Regions from separate parts of the Mus musculus genome. Here region 1 is linked to region 2. The links are chromatin loops, found by intact Hi-C in ENCODE. Cell type or tissue: heart. All regions are shown on one strand. Links, peaks and the distances in the headings refer to the core of each region. The heading gives the core; the rest is flanking DNA.

What was found. Peaks named below come from ENCODE experiments on the same cell type or tissue, not always from the same donor. Only the 100,000 strongest peaks of a DNase experiment are listed, where the experiment ranks them.
Region 1: a loop joins it to region 2, with 5 times the contacts of the local background. A loop is called at or near these places in 13 of 42 quality-filtered maps.

The regions. Positions count from the first base shown.
Region 1 is chr11:100,552,485-100,557,853 of GRCm38, forward strand. Ttc25 (tetratricopeptide repeat domain 25) reads left to right here. Exons shown (of 12, transcript NM_028918.3): 6 at 1,006-1,230; 7 at 1,380-1,587. Among named protein-coding and RNA genes, the nearest start is that of Ttc25, 9.6 kb to the left of the region's middle. In heart, for the core only: a CTCF peak has its summit at 3,277 (motif pointing left); a DNase peak (open chromatin) is centred at 3,277; H3K4me3 peaks cover 527 bases; H3K27ac peaks cover 314 bases.
Region 2 is chr11:100,422,870-100,428,238 of GRCm38, forward strand. It overlaps Fkbp10 (FK506 binding protein 10), which reads left to right. Exons shown (of 10, transcript NM_010221.2): 8 at 216-358; 9 at 567-730; 10 at 1,019-1,971. The coding sequence ends at 1,204. It also overlaps a transcript of Nt5c3b not described here. Among named protein-coding and RNA genes, the nearest start is that of Fkbp10, 9.9 kb to the left of the region's middle. In heart, for the core only: a CTCF peak has its summit at 3,141; DNase peaks (open chromatin) are centred at 1,182 and 3,142; H3K27ac peaks cover 928 bases.

The DNA.
Region 1 (5,369 bases), core at 164-5,163, 130 kb after region 2:
CTAAAGATTCTTCCATATTCCAGTAGTACACTGGCTAGGAAGCAAGCCCTAACACATGGGGCCGTTAAGGGAGGGACACTCACGAGGCAAATCACAACCACTGCCGCCGTAGTCTGTACGGTGGGTAAAAGAACCTGACAGATGGGTGCTGGGATCTGAGCGCAGCAGCACTACATGTTCTGAGACATCATCCGGCCCATCCCTCATTTCACAGACAAGGAAATAGAATTCACCGAATGTACAAGGTGGCAAGCAAGGTGGCAAGCAAGTCAGTGGTGGCGTTACCAACAGAATCCAGTCCAACACACTGTGCCGACAGAACCCTCAAACTGAGGCCGCCTACTAAGCTGCCATGGCGGTGTTGCTCTGCCCTGATACACCCGAGCAGGGGGCACCCTGGAAACAAGTACCCTCTCTCCAGAAATGGTTTCCTAAGGTCTCCTGCAGGGTTCTCTGAAGGGTTTTGGCACACCACTTTACTGTTGGCACATCTCCTTGGTAACAAGCCTGAAGGCTTCCTGGTCTCTAGAGGGCCTGCCACGGAGGGCAGGAGTGGCCTGAACATTATCCCAAGTGGCCTTGCGTCATTTCAATTGGCCCTAAGCTCTGGCCACAGAACAGACAGGATGAAGGCACACCCCTACAGCTCCCAGCATGCACCAGTGTACCTGGCACCTGGCTGCTGGACAAGGACTGGCAACATGGACCAATGTTTCCATTCAGACTCGTCTTTATTCCCTGAGGACACAGCTTGAAAGGAGGGACCCTTGAGTATAGGCTTCTCAGAAAGTTGTCCAAAATACCCTTATGGTCCCTCCTCTTTTGCCACAAAAAGGCCTGTCCCAAGAATGTCCCCTGGCTTTCCATCACCACCCACATACTCCTCATTTCCTCACTGCTGGGGCAACTGCAGACAGAGGTCCTCACAGGGCCCTACATCAGGGGTTCCAAGCCTAGAAAGGGTGACTCCCCTCCATGTGTGATCTCCTTGATGCCTCTGCACAGATCTCATCAAAGGCACCATCAAGAGTGGCCTGACCGTGGAGGACCTCATTATGACTGGCATCAACTACCTGGACACCCGCAGCAACTTCTGGAGGCAGCAGAAGCCCATCTATGCCAGGGAGCGAGACCGGAAGCTGATGCAAGAGAAGTGGCTGAGGGACCGGAAACGCAGCCCCTCGCAGACAGCCCACTACATCCTCAAGAGCCTAGAGGACATTGACATGTGTGGGTAGTATTCTCGGGCATGGGGGATGGAGAGAGGCAACATGATAGTCAGAGCCTAGGCCTCTGCTGACTTGTGGATGGAAATTATCTGGGAGGAGTTGGTCCGTCAATATGGAGTTGACCTCCGTGTCAACTCCTTCTCTCCCCAGTGTTGACCAGTGGCAGTGCTGATGGGAGCCTCCAAAAAGCTGAGAAAGTCCTTAAGAAGGTTCTGGAATGGAACCAAGAGGAGGTACCCAACAAGGACGAGCTGGTCGGGAACTTGTACAGCTGCATAGGCAACGCCCAGATTGAGCTGGGGCAGATGGTGGCTGCCTTGCAGAGCCACCGAAAGGACCTGGAGATCGCCAAGGAACAGTGAGTGCCCTGCAGTGGCCAAGGTCCCTAGGCCTCTGAGAGCCTTTGCCAGGGCTGCTCCTAGGTTGTTCCTACTTTCTGTCCCGCAGGGCAGGCCTGAGGGAGAGTCCAGTGGAAGTAGGGGTTGAATACTCAGGACTGAGGGTAGAAAGCAAACCTAGGCTGGTAACTTTTTTTTTCTTTTTCTTTTTAAATCACACACAAGAACATAATGGCTAAAAATCCCAGCGGCCTGGCTCTTGGTGTTTGTTTGTTTGCTTGTTTGTTTGTTAATTTTTGTATCAGGCTCTAGGCCTATCAGTTATTTCTGGCACTAGGAGCATAGCAATGTCCAGATATAGGTTTGGATATCTGGCAAAAAAAAAAAAAAGTGACACAGTCATAGACATTAAGTTGCAATTGTGCTCCTGTTAAAAAAGGAAAAAGTACAGGTGAGGACATCTGGGTGGGAGGTGTGGGTACAGCACACCGGCCTTGTGGGAAGGCCTGAGGCTGGAGGAAGCTTCAGGCTGGAGTGAGACAGAGGCCAAGAGGAAGCTGCACAAAGTCAGGCAAAGCTAAATGAACCATGGGGTGACCCAGGGGATAAGGTCTGGGGTCCGGTAGATCCAACTGGGCTGTGGGATCTCAGGCAAGTTGCTTCCCCACCCAGTCTCAGTGTTTCCACGCAGTAGAGTGTGCTGGACTGTCCCTACCCTGGTGTGGAGGGGAGGGTAGATAGAAAGGTACAGGCTAAGAACTTGAGACCTTAGGGCTGGGAATGTCGCTCAGTGGGTAGGGCAGTTGCCTAGCATGTTCAAGGCCCTGGGCACAGTCAGTTCCAGTTTACAGGCGGACACACACGGAGACATACCATATCATACACATTCATAGACACACATACATCACACACACACAGAGACATGCTATGCACACACACACACACACACACACACACAGACATACTATATCATACATATTCACAGACACACATACATCACACACACACACACACAGACATGACATGCACACACACACATACACACACACACATACCACACACAGAGACATACCATACACACACACTCAGATATACCATACACACGCACAGATACCACACATACACACACACACCACATACCATACAAAGGCCCAGACACACACCACAGAAACAGGCATACCATATACACGCACAGCGACACCACACACACATACAGACACACAAGAGAAAAACAGAAACCCAAGACTGTGCCTGGTATTCATCTAACAGTGATAAGTAGTCTCCCTGAAGTGAGCTGTTCTCAACTGGAAACTCCCTGACAGAGAAATACATCACTTTTAGGGAATCCTGATTTTTTTTTTAATTATTATATATATTGTCTGTGTGTTTATTCGTTGTATGTGTGTGCACACATGGATACCAGAGCATTGCTGTGATGGGAGGAACAGTTGGGATCATTTCTACCACACAGGTCCCGGGATCAAACTTAGGCCATGAGGTTTGGCAGCAAGCGCCTTCACCCACTGAACCATCTCCCTAGCTCCGAGCATCCTGACTCTAAGTCCTCTGGAGTCCTTCTTGGCTACAGTGTCCACTCACCCACAGTTCTGAACTCTTCTCAGGCTCCTGCCAACTTGTATGTTGTTCAGTTTGCAGTGGATTGGTGGCATGCTGTTGCTCTTAATGGCTTCTCTATACTGCCACCAAGTGGGGACCATGCTTTACCACATAAGCCCTCTGGGGAGATACTTCCTATTCAAGCTCTACCACCCACCCACTTTCACTCAGTGCCTCAGCCCTTAGCCGCAACTGCTGCTCTCCTTTCCGTCTGTCGTCCGTCCGTCCGTCCGTCTCTGCCTCTGTATCGCTCTCTCACTGCTCCCACAGATCTTCAAAGCCACACTGCCCTTTGCCGGCGGTCCTTCCCAGCTGATTAACAGGGAAATAATCTAGTATCCAGCATAATACCGCTACCAACACTCCCAGAAATGGGCTCTTCCCAAGACTCAAGGCTTCCCAAGATAACAGGCAATGACTTTCCCGGCCGTAAGCCCTGTTTGCCTGCAGTGCAACTTGCAGCCTTGTGCACATTGGCTCTAGCTCTCTCCTCACTTAGCCACCATGCCCTCAGTGCCACCTGCTCCTGGGCAATGTCTCCTAAGGGCTAAAGAGGGAGACTGAGCCGGGCATGGTGGCGCACGCCTTTAATCCCAGCACTTGGGAGGCAGAGAGAGGCGGATTTCTGAGTCCGAGGCCAGCCTGGTCTACAGAGTGAGTTCCAGGACAGCCAGGGGAACACAGAGAAACCCTGTCTTGAAAAATTATTTAAAAAAAAAAAAAAAAAAAGAGGGAGACTGAGTTATCAGCCATTAGAATGGAGCAGGGGTGGTGGTGGTAGTGGTAGGACAGACCTGGAGTAGGATGCAGACATGACCTTGATTCCTAGCTCTGTCACTCAGAGCTGTGTGGATTTAAGTCGCTCATCCCCCTCGGTTTCCTCACCTGTACTGAAGGCCTAATGATACCACCTGACAGGGGTCATGAAGGTTAGATAAAATGTGCGCACTCTGACTGTCTTAATCACAGCACTTGGGAGGCAAAGGTAGGTGGATCCCTGTGAGTTCTAGGCCAGTCAGGACTACATAGACTCCTGTCTCAAAAAGAAAAAAAAAAAGTATTGATAGCCCGTTGGATGCAACCATCTCCCATAGATTTTTTTTTTACTTCTCTCACAAGCCCTAGCCCTATTTTTTTAAAAAGATGTATTTATTTATTATATGTAAGTACGTACACTTTAGCTGTCTTCAGACACTTTTTCTTCTCGCTCTGGCCCCACTTGCTCCAGCCCCGGTCGCTCTGGCAGCCCAAAGATTGATTGATTTACTGATTGATTTTATGTAAGTACACTGTAGCTGTCTTCAGACACCCCAGAAGAAGAAGACACCACTTCAGATCTCATCAAGGATGGTTGTGAGCCACAATGTGGTTGCTGGGATTTGAACTCAGGACTTTTGGAAGAACAGTCAGTGCTCTTAACCACTGAGCCATCTCTCCAGCCCCCCTAGCCCTATTGTTTAACAAACTCCAAGGCCTTTTTCTTTGAACGTCCTGTAAGCAATCCCACATGAAACCAGTCCCAGTCTGTCCCTTACATCGGTCCCACATATATTGCTCCAGGAGCCCCTGAGCCTTCGACAGCCACTCCTTGGAGGAAACCCAGGAGGCTTTTGGGTACTTCCCTCCCTCTATCCTGCTCATGTCCTGACCACCTGCCCCAGGATTCCTCAGCTGGCTCTCCCACAAAAGGAAAACCCGGTGAAAACCCAGTGGTTGCAGGCTGCTCTCAGCCAACACGGCTTTCTTTGGGCTTCCTTCGGACCTCAGACAGTAAAGAGCTCTGTGCAGGTCATTCCAGCCTGAAGCCATCGAAAGGGTCCCAGCTTCTCGATGCTTTTGGCTCCTTCAGCAAGGTGTCCCTTTCCTCAGAGCTTGCTCTGTCAAGCCACTCCCACTCATTCATCAGACCCTGGACTCAGGGTCTCACTCTAGGAAAGCCTTTGACCCGGAGTGGCAGTAGGAATGGAGGAAAAGGTCCAGAAATCCCACCCTGTTCCTCCCCGGCCACTGGTATCCTATTGGTCCTCTTAGACACTGGGCTTTGGGAAGAGAGTCACTCTCTTGTTACCAGTTCTTGCCACATTAAAAAAAAAAAAAAAAAGAGTGTTGTATCTGGTACAGTATTTAGACAGCCTTACTTCCTTTTTTATTTTTGTGTTTTGAGACAATTTCACTATGGAGCCCC
Region 2 (5,369 bases), core at 184-5,183:
GTGAGCTTGCCAGGCTTCTTCTCCTCTCTCTGGGTCTCACAGTCTCTTACTTCCTGTCTCACTGAGCCTCGGGGAGCTATGGGTGTGAAATGCAGAGAAATGAGGGTGTAAAGCTGGAGGAAGTGAGAACTGCCATTCTAGAATGATAGAGATACTGAAAGAGACGAGCCTTCAGTCACCCCTGCTGCTGACCTGGAAATCCACTCTCCCCACAGCCACGACTATGAGGCCCCTCAAGAGATCACCCTCGGAGCCAACAAAGTGATCGAAGGTCTGGACAGGGGCCTGCAGGGCATGTGTGTAGGAGAGAGGAGGCAGCTCATTGTGCCCCCACACCTGGCCCACGGGGAGAATGGAGGTGAGAGACAGAGACCCAGATTCTAAGTCTATTCCCATGGTTTGCCCCTATCCATCTCAGGCCTTGGCCACTGGTGGGTGGGACCAGGGAAACTTTTAGGATGGTTAAACACCCCGTGCCCCTTCCATAAGAGAAAACGGAGGCCTGCGTTAGGGCTCAGCTTCAAACCTCACTGGAATTCTGTTCTCTTTGCCCTCCATCTCTCCAGCCCGGGGTGTCCCTGGCAGTGCTGTGCTGCTATTTGAGGTGGAGCTGGTATCCCGAGAGGATGGCCTGCCCACAGGCTACCTGTTTGTGTGGTACCAGGATCCTTCCACTAGCCTTTTTGAAGACATGGATCTCAATAAAGATGGAGAGGTGCCCCCAGAAGAGGTGGGTCAGGAACTCAGTCACAACCCCAACCCAGAAGCCAGCATGCTCACTGCCCTCTGGCTGCCTACTTTGCTCCCCTCTGCTGAGCTCCATGCATTCCCTCCTGCACACTGTGCATGCAGCCTGTCCTCCTCCTACCACCCTCCATCTCAGACCCAAATCCTCTGGGTACCAGGCTGGGGGGTGGGAACAATGTGGGCCAGCACCTGGGGCCCCTTCCCAAGGCCATCCGCAGCTGTTGACCATGAGCCTCACCACCTCACCCTCCTCTGCTCTCCCCTCCCCCAGTTCTCTTCCTTCATCAAGGCTCAAGTGAATGAAGGCAAAGGACGCCTCATGCCTGGGCAAGACCCAGACAAAACCATCAGTGACATGTTTCAGAACCAGGACCGGAACCAGGATGGCAAGATCACAGCTGAGGAGCTCAAGCTGAAGTCAGATGAGGACCAGGAGCGGGTCCATGAGGAGCTCTGAGGGCCAGAGTGTCAGGCCTGACCTCAGACACAAAGGCCCCTCGGCTGGGGGGCAGTGGGCATGGAGCTGGCCTGCTAACAGCCCCCCGATCCGTCAGGGGGAATAACTCTGGGAGTCACTGGATATCAGTGGAGACTACTGTGGTCTTCCCACGCATGGGCCGTGGCTTTCAGTTCTCAGCACAGACATCTGTGTTTTTCTCGTCCAACCCTAAGCCTCTTCCTTAAGGTTCTTGTGACAGATCCAGTTCAGGGAGGAGGCACTGAGATTTGGTTAGGGCCATCGCGAACCCCACACACCCATCCTCCCATCTCACGTCACTAGGCACGGCAAGGGTGAGCTTCTTGGTCCTTCACTTTCCCAGACGTGCCCTTTATTTGTACTGTCCTGTCCCATCTCCCTGTCCCCGCCTGTCCCCGTCCCCTCTGTCATGGCAGCTCTGCAGGGGCATGAATCTGAGTGACGAGAGCCTGCGTTCTTCTGCCTCAGCTCTGCTCCTCAGGAAGGGGTGGCTCCAGCTGCCCACCATTCTCACTCTTCTCCTCCCAAGCCACCGGGGTCAGGTCTCTCATCTTAAGAAGTTCCCTCTAAAATGAAAGGTTGTGTAAGAGGAAAGCCTGCTCAGGCCCAAGGGTTTCGAGAACCTGCACTTGGTGCTAATCTGAGGGGAGGAAGGTGGGCAGGGTCTTGGACTCAAAGGCTAAACTGATCCAGTCCTTTCTCCTTTGTGTCAATAAAAGGCTAAACTGAAGACCTCCAGAAGTGGACAGATGTCTGGTTTTCTTTTTGGTGCTTTTATTGTATGCCTGTATGTGTGTGGGACTGGTGGCTGAGTTCCGACGTCCCTGGCAATCTCTCTCCACTTTTTAATTTTTTTAGTGTGTTTGTATGTGTTCATAGATGGATAGGTGGATGTTTTGCCTGCATGTATGTCTTTTGTACTACATGTGTGCCTGGCACCCACAGAATCCACAAAAGGGTCTATCAGATGCCCTGAGACCGGAGTTAGAGCCAATTGTTATCTGCCACGTGTGTGCTGGGAACTGAATGTGGCCCTCCTGAAGAGCAGTATGGGCTCTCTCACCTTTATCTTTTAGGTTTTTTTTTCCTTTTTTAAAAAATATTTATTTATTTATTATATGTAAGTACACTGTAGCTGTCTTCAGACACTCCAGAAGATGGCATCAGATACAAATGGTTGTAAGCCACCATGTGGTTGCTGGGATTTGAACTCAGGACCTTTGGAAGAGCAGTCGGCGCTCTTAACTGCTGAACCATCTCACCAGCTCCTCTTAGGTTTTTTAATGTGTTTGTGTTTTACCTATAGTCTGTTTGTATACCATATGTATGCCTGATGCCTAGAGAGGCTGGAAGACAGCATTGGATCTCCTAGGACTGGATTACAGACAACTGTGAACTGCCATGTGGGTACTGAGAATCAAGGCTAGGTCTTCTGGAAGAGCAGTCAGTGCTTTTAATTACAGAGTCCTCTCTCCCCTGCCCTCTTTTTTTGAGGCAGGTCTCTCCTTGTAAACCTGTCCAGGAGCTTGCAATGTAGATCAGGCCGTCCTCAAGAGAGCTGCCTGCTTCTGACTCCCAAGTGCACCACCATGCGGGCTGCTCAACCATCTCACGAGGCCCTACATAAACCTTATTTTTTTCAGACAGGATCTCTCACTGAACTTGGCGGTCAAAAAAATTAGGCTAGATTGACTGGTTTGCAAATCGGAGCTGGGATTACAGGTGCAATACTGTACCTGCTTGTCACATGGTTGGGGGGTGGGGGGTGGGGGCTTGCATGGTAAGCACTTTACCGAAAGGCTGAGCAATCTCCCCAGCTCAGGAGAGCACTTTTACCCCGAGGGCAAGTGCAGAAATGGGGGATGAGTCAGGCAGTTGTCATGGCCTCATGAACTCCAGACGCCAGATGGCGATCTTCACACGTCCCTCCTTCAGGCCTAATCAGATGCCTGTGGGTGTGAAGAGGCCTGGGGCCTTGGGAGTTACTGTCCAGAGATAAGGGTCTGCAGGAGAGGCCTGCAGAGGAGCCCAGTTCCTTATTGTCTTAGCTGAAGGCAAAAAACAGTGTCCATGACCTCAGACAACCTCTAAAGCCCAAGAATCAGTCCACCCAGGCCAGATCACACTTGTTTATACAGATCCGTTCTCAGGACCGCAGCACTCCCACCTTCCTTTCTCCTTCTTGCCAGAGGGGAGGAAACTGACTTCAGATGTTACAGTCCTAGAGAGAACTGCCTCTCTCCCCAGCCAGTCTGTTCACCCTCACTTGCCTGTCTCATTCTGCACACAGTGATGGAGATGCCCCGTGCTTTCTCGGCGGACTGGGGCTTTCCAGAAAACGACAAGGCCACATCCCACCCTCACTATTCCTAAGCAGCATCCTCTTGCCCAGTGCTACAGTTTGGTGTCAGGATGTCCCCGAAGGCTTGGTCTCCAGCTCAGGAGGCTGTTAGAAGGTGCGGGGCTCGTGGAAAGTTTCGTTGGTGTGGTGGTTTGAATGAGAATAGTCCCGCTCGGTCATATATTTGGATACTTGGTTCCCCAGTTAGCAGTGCTGTTTGGGAAGGATTCGGTGTGGCCTTCATGGTAGGCATCTGCCGCAGGGGCAGGCTTTGAGGCTTCCAAAACACCCTCTGTGCCCTACCTTACTCCTGTGTCCTCTCTGCCTCCTGTTTGTGGACCAAGGCGTAGGCTCTCAGGTTCTCCCGCTTCCCCTTTGGCCATCGTCAAGGACTCTAACCTTCTAAAATCACAAGCCCAACCAACTGTATTTATAAGCTGCCGAGGTTGTTTTGTTACAACAGAAAGGGAACTGACCGTTGGTGTATTCTTGGAAGTGGATTGTAAGGCCCTAGTCTCTCTTGTACCAGGCTACCTTAAGGCCAAAAGGCTATTTCATCATGAAGTACTTCCCACCATGACTACTCTGCCACCACAGGCCGGAAACAATTGTTGCCAAGTAGTACAGCCTGAAACTTCCCAAACTATAAAGCCAAGTAACTCCCCCCACCTTTTAAGTTGGTTGCTGTATTTTTGTTACAGTAACAGAAAGCTAACACATCCCAGGACCTTAAGACAGGATTGCTGCCTAAGGCCAGTGATTGGTCACCAAAGCCTCCAGAAAGCTCCTGAGGTTGTGATCCTGAACCAGCCATAGCTGCTCCCCATGCCCACATAGATCCTCCCCACCCACCCCTCCAACTCCCTCCCCCCCCCCAAAAAAAAAAAAAAACCCTAGGACAGTTGAGAGTGAAGCTGAGAAACCAGCAGATGGAGAACTGACCCAGAACTTGGCTCTTATTAGCTACAGCTTTTGGGCAAGTTACTCATCCTGTCTGAGCTACCTACATAAAGGGATTCTGCTCACAGGGTCACTGAGACGGCAGGTGTCTAAGTGCCCAGAATGGCATGTGCATTCAGCAGGTATTCATTAGCCCTGGACTCCTGGTCCCTTCCGATCTACATGCAAACCTCACTTCCGAAAACCAGCCTCTTGAACAGGACAGTGCGTGGACAACTTGATTGGGACCAGAGAAAAGGTCCAGGAGAACCAGCCCTCTGTTTGTTCTTTGACAGGAGCCACAGGGAGAATCCCCCCTAGTTCGTCACATCTTTTTTAGTTTTTCGAGACAGGGTTTCTCTGTGTAGCCCTGGCTGTCCTGGAACTCACTCTGTAGACCAGGTTGGCCTCGAACTCAGAAATCCGCCTGCCTCTGCCTCCCAAGTGCTGGGATTAAAGGCGTGCACCATCACTGCCCGGCTCATCAGTCTTTTGAGAACAGTTGAAATTGCAAAACGCTAGCAAACCAATTACTTCTGCTTGGCTCTGCAGTCTGTCTTGGGTGTCTAACCTCAAATCCCTTTCACAGGGCTGAAGAGGTGGGTCGGTGGTTACGAGCACTGGCTGCTCTTACAGAGGATCCAGGTTCAGTTCCCAGTACCCACACGGTGGCTAGCAACCATGGCTACTCCAGGTTTAGGGGAGCTGGCACACTCAACTGACCTCTGCAATTACCAGGCACACATCTGGTACACATACATACATGCAGGTAAAACACTCATATACATGAATTAAAAAAAAAAAAAAAAAGAATCTGCCAGGCAGCTATGGCACATGCCTTTAATCCCAGCACTTGGGAGACAG